Linked DNA regions of Homo sapiens: region 2 is linked to region 1. A link is a loop called in an ENCODE intact Hi-C map of the cell type or tissue named here. Cell type or tissue: mammary epithelial cell. All regions are shown on one strand.

Region 1 (2,500 bases):
TCACTCTGTCACCCAGGCTGGAGTACAGTGGTGCAATCATGACTCACTGAAACCTCAAAACTCCTGGGCTCCAGCCATCCTCCTGCCTCAGTCTCCTGAGTAGCTGGGGTTTCAGGCACGTACCAGCACATCTGGCTAATTTCTTTTTTTAATTTTTAGTAGAGATGAGGTTTCACTATGTTGCCCAGGCTGGTCTCAAACTCCCGGGCTCAAGCAATCCTCCCTCCTTGGCCTCCCAAAGTGCTGAGATTACAGGCGTGAGCAACTGTGCTTGGTCCAAATTGGTATTACGTTTTCAATTCAGGCTTCAGATAGAAGGTACCCTAGTTTTATTGCCAAGAAGAGATATAATTTCTATAAAACAACTCTCCTATCTAGCTAGTTTTAGGAACACTCCTACTGGTCAAAGTATATAAAACTAAGGGGACCAGAGTTAGCTGTAACGACCTTGGGCTCCACATATGCCTGTACTTAAGAAAATTAATGAACATTCTTGGAAGGTGGAATGCATCTTTTACACCTGAGCAAATTGAGGCTTGGGTTACACAGCTCTGCCTGGCGCATGTGATTTATTTTCTCTCTCTTTTTGTTTTTAAGACCTAGTCTTGCTCTGTTGCCCAGACTGGAGTGCAGTGGCATGATCTCAGCTCACTGCAACCTCTGCCTCCCGGGTTCAAGCAATTCTCCTGCTTCAGCCTCCCGAGTAGCTGGGATTACAGGCGCCCGCCACCATGCCTGGCTAATTTTTTTGTATTTTTAGTAGAGACGGGGTTTCACCATGTTGGCCAGGTTGGTCTTGAACTCCCAACCTCAGCTGATCCGCCCTCCTCGGCCTCCCAAAGTGCTGGGATTACAGGCGTGAGCCACCGCACCCGGCCTGGGCAAGTGATTTCTTTCTGCCTAATTGTCTAGTCATTAACCGGTAACTGAAAATCACAAACAATTTCAATCTTAGGACTGATTGCCCAGCAGTCAATTCATGCAAGATACTTTTTTTTTTAAATTGAGGCTTCCGTGGATGGTGAAAATCAAAATTGGAATGATTTTCATATGGAACAATGAAAAGCGCCCCTTTCTGAGTTTTCTAGACTGACCTCTGACCTCTGTTTCGGAGGGCCCGGCTAGGGCTGGCCTGGGACTGCAGAGGATTTTGTTTTATTTCCTGTGGACTAAATTATGATAGGATTTTAGGCACCAGTAGAGGGCGCTGAGACACAGGTGGGCGAGCAGAAGACAGGCTGTTCGAGGGGAAGTAAACCTAATCGCGTTCCCTTTAAACTTTGTAATGACTCACCACGGAGTCAACTGAGGAAGTAAAACTTAATAGGAATAGTCTCAGTGAACAATGCCATAAATTGACACGCAGCCAAGTGCCAAGTTCTGATAACAAATCAGTAAGAAATGCAAGTTAAAGGAATGCCATTGTTCCCTTAGGGGGAAAAAAACCTCTTCTTTGTTAAAGCCAGTGATGACCAGCAGAGGGTAAAGCCAGTTCAGAAGGTCAACCGGCAGTTTTAGAAATTAATATGGTCTCACGCATGAATATTCTTACAGTAATTCTACTTGGGTGATTCAACTCTGACAAAAATAGCAGAGATGTTTTCTATTATTTATTTAATTTACTTACCTTTTTGAGACAAAGTCTCGCTCTGTCGCCCAGGCTGGAGTGTAGTGGCGAAATCTGGGCTCACCGCAACGTCTGCCTCCCGGGTTCCAGCGATTCTCCTGCCTCAGCCTCCCGAGTAGCTGGGATTATAGGCACCTGCCACCGCGCCCAGCTGATTTTTGTATTTTTAGTAGAGACGCGGTTTCACCATGTTGGCCAGGCTGGTCTCGAACCGCTGACCTCAGGTGATCCACCTGCCTCTGCCTCCTAAAGTGCTGGGATTACAGGCAAAAGCCACCGTGTCCAGCCACAAACTGTCTTATCAATGGCAACTGTCTCCTGATCTGTTGGCCTCACAATAACTGAATAATAAAGCTTACGTTTTGCCAGGCGCAGTGGCTCACGCCTGTAATCCCAGCACTCTGGGAGGCCGAGGCAGGAGTATCACCTGACGTCAGGAGTTCGAGACCAGTCTGGCCAACATAGTGAAACCCCGGCTCTACTAAAAATACAAAAATTCGCCGGGTGTGGTGGCAGGCGCCTGTAATCCCAGCTATACAGGAGGCCAAGGCAGGAGAATCGCTTGAACCCGGGAGGTAGAGGTTGCAGTGAGCAAAGATTGCGCCACTGTACTCCAGCCTGGGTGACAGAGCTAGACCCTGTCTCAAAAAACAAACAAACATACAACCCCACCCCCCAAAAGACCCTACATCTTAAAACAAGAGGCAAAATTGCCCTCCGTTGAGAACCACTGTTCTAGACTTAATCTGTTAGAGTCATTTATTTATTTTATGCACAGAATAACTTTGCAAAGAGGAATGACTTTTTATTTGTTCCAGATTCTAAAATAATCTATGCAGTCTTCCGTGCAGGTTGAGATACTTAAAACTCTAT
Region 2 (2,500 bases), 390 kb after region 1:
TGAATTTCTAGCTCTTCATGGTACTGGAAACTGATTTCAGTCTTTGCGAAGAACGAAGAAGTGAATTGGCTGTATGTTTGCCATCAGCACTGGGTTTTTGTTTTTTGTTTGTTTTTCTGTTTAATTTCAGAGATAAAATGCAGTTAGTTTTCGGGGGAGGAAGCCTTATCTTAAGACATGAGGATTAAATATATTTGGAATAGCAGAAGGTTAAATAATTTCTTATGTATAGTTAAACTAAAGCAGTACTTCAGTGGGACTTATAAGTATTGTGTCATCACTGAAAGGTTTTTTTTTTTTTTTTTTAATCACTGAATTGTATTTGGTAATTCCAGGTTGCCTGCAGATAGGGCCGTGATACTGTGTTCTGAGCCAAGAAGGGAGGGTGTGTGTGTGTGTGTGTGTGTGTGTGTGTGTGTGTATCTTTCTCCTCCTTTCTTTTGGGGAATCTTGTAATATTAAATAGTCTATTTCATCAATTAATTAGGGTGCTGGATGGTAGAGAATTTTGTCAGTCAACTAGGTACACACGGTAAATACTGTTTCTTAGGCAAACGAACTTTTTTATACAGTTGTAAAATTCCATTATATTCCAATGCCAAAGAAACATTAAAAACTTTGTAAAGTTGTATAAAAAGCAACTAATTTTTTACAAAATAGATATCCTAAAGTTAGCCAAAAAAAAGAGAAAAGGGCAAAGTGATCATTTTTGGCGTAGGGTAACCCTTAGTTTCTTCCCTGGTAGTAATTTCCCACCAGGCAGATCGTCTAACCCCAAATCACCTAAAAGTGCAGGCCCAGGACGTGCTTATCTGCCCAGTGAGTCACCTGGAGGGGTGGTGATGGGGGCTGTTGATGACACGCTCCTTTCCTTTCCCAGCCCGTGTGTTCTACCTCTGAAAAGACATAGCATTTTCATTTGCAGAGCCCATTATAGAAAAATAAGAACAAAAATATTAGAAGGAAAAGACATAGCATCATTTAGTGTTCATTCATATGAATATGTATATTGTCTACAGCTATCTATATCTCTGTTTTATATCTATGTCTGTTACACCATCAGAGAGCACCTAAAGTGCAGAGTCTCATCCACAAACTGTTTCTTGCATCTACTGTAAGAGGCCATTCCGATGCTCTGTCAGCCCCAGCAGCACCCAACCACTACATGGCACGCATCCTATCTCAGATCATCCCCAGGATATCACGTGGCCCTGTTCTCATTGCCCCACTGATTTCATGGGCGTGCAGGTCCCTCGATCTGAGATTAAGTCATGAGATGCTCCATTTAAACAGGCGGGAGCCTCTGATTCCTGGCGGAGAGCCACAGTGAGCCCAGCAGAACCCATCTGAGCGCCAGCATCCAGCCCGGTCAGGAGGATTTGCTGCCCCCTCCTGGTGGAATGCGCGCCATGTCGTCAAGCGGCCACCAGATGACTCGCTCGCTGGTCCACTCAAAGGCATCACATCCAGAGCGCTCTGCTGGTCACAGGTGAGACTCTCAGCGACAGTGGTGGCTGCTTGGTCCTTGGTAAGAGGGAGTCGCTGGTGTTGGTTCCATGCATGTCCTTTTTTCTTTGATTCTTTTATTTTATTTTATTTAGAGACGGAGTCTCACTCTGTCGCCCAGGCTGGAGTGCAGTGGCGCGATCTCGGCTCACTGCAACCTCTGTCCCCTGATTCTCCTGCCTCAGCCTCCCGAGTAGCTGGGATTACAGGCACCTTCCACCACACCTGGCTAGTTTTTGTATTTGCAGTAGGGACGGGGTTTCGCCATATTGGCCAGGCTGGTCTTGAACTCCTGACGTCAGATAATCTGCCCAACTCGGCCTCCCAAAGTGCTGGGAATACAGGCGTGAGTCACTGCGCCTGGCAGCATGTCCTTTTTTTCTTGCTCCATGGCCACGACACTCACGGGCCCCTCCAGCACGCACTGGGGCTGCTGACACAGAGCTGGCTGAAGCTCACGGCATTAACCCAGTCATCAGCGGATCCTTAGATCTCCTAACCCCAGCTGTGGGCGCTCCTGCTAGCTTCTCAGGAGAAGCTCCTGGTCGAGAGCAGACGTTTCTCCTGTCCTCCTCCAGCCTCAGTCTCCGGCAGTTTCTGTGTGCCTGGGCCTTGAGGGTGGGTTTGTCTCCGTGTTTCTGTCCCCGCTCCTCATGGCAGCTGCATTGTATTGAGTAGGTTTGTTTGATGGGGACGGGTTTTCTGTCCCTATTCCAAATTTGCATATCTCTAATGGTATTTGTCTAGGATCACAGTCCAGGATTGTTCTCTGCACTCCTCCTAGGGTAGAGGGATTTTATGATCCACCTTCTTCCGGCCACAATGAGTCATTACCTGGGATCTGAGGTGGGCAGAATTATCTGAGCCTCTTCCAATGGCTTATGTCTTTTCCTCCATGTGAGAGAAACACCTGGGTGGGAAATGAGATTTCAGGCCATGCACAGTGGAAGCTCTTTCTGTCTGATCACTAATGTGGGGTCTCCATCTTGCTCCA

What was found. Hi-C counts contacts between places; a loop is a spot of excess contacts. Peaks named below come from ENCODE experiments on the same cell type or tissue, not always from the same donor. Only the 100,000 strongest peaks of a DNase experiment are listed, where the experiment ranks them.
Region 2: a loop joins it to region 1, with 4 times the contacts of the local background. A loop is called at or near these places in 3 of 110 quality-filtered maps.

Annotation. Positions count from the first base shown.
Region 1 is chr19:53,841,067-53,843,566 of GRCh38, forward strand. No RefSeq gene overlaps it. Among named protein-coding and RNA genes, the nearest start is that of NLRP12, 18 kb to the left of the region's middle. RefSeq lists an enhancer at 1-28. In mammary epithelial cell, a CTCF peak has its summit at 1,215 (motif pointing right); DNase peaks (open chromatin) are centred at 75 and 1,375.
Region 2 is chr19:54,230,448-54,232,947 of GRCh38, forward strand. It overlaps LOC124904768 (a long non-coding RNA gene), which reads left to right. Exons shown (of 3, transcript XR_007067339.1): 2 at 1,294-1,489. It overlaps LOC107985279 (a long non-coding RNA gene), which reads right to left. Exons shown (of 3, transcript XR_001754004.2): 2 at 784-896. It also overlaps the pseudogene LOC100421130. Among named protein-coding and RNA genes, the nearest start is that of LILRB3, 8.7 kb to the left of the region's middle. RefSeq lists an enhancer at 1,639-2,392. In mammary epithelial cell, a CTCF peak has its summit at 1,392 (motif pointing left); a DNase peak (open chromatin) is centred at 1,384.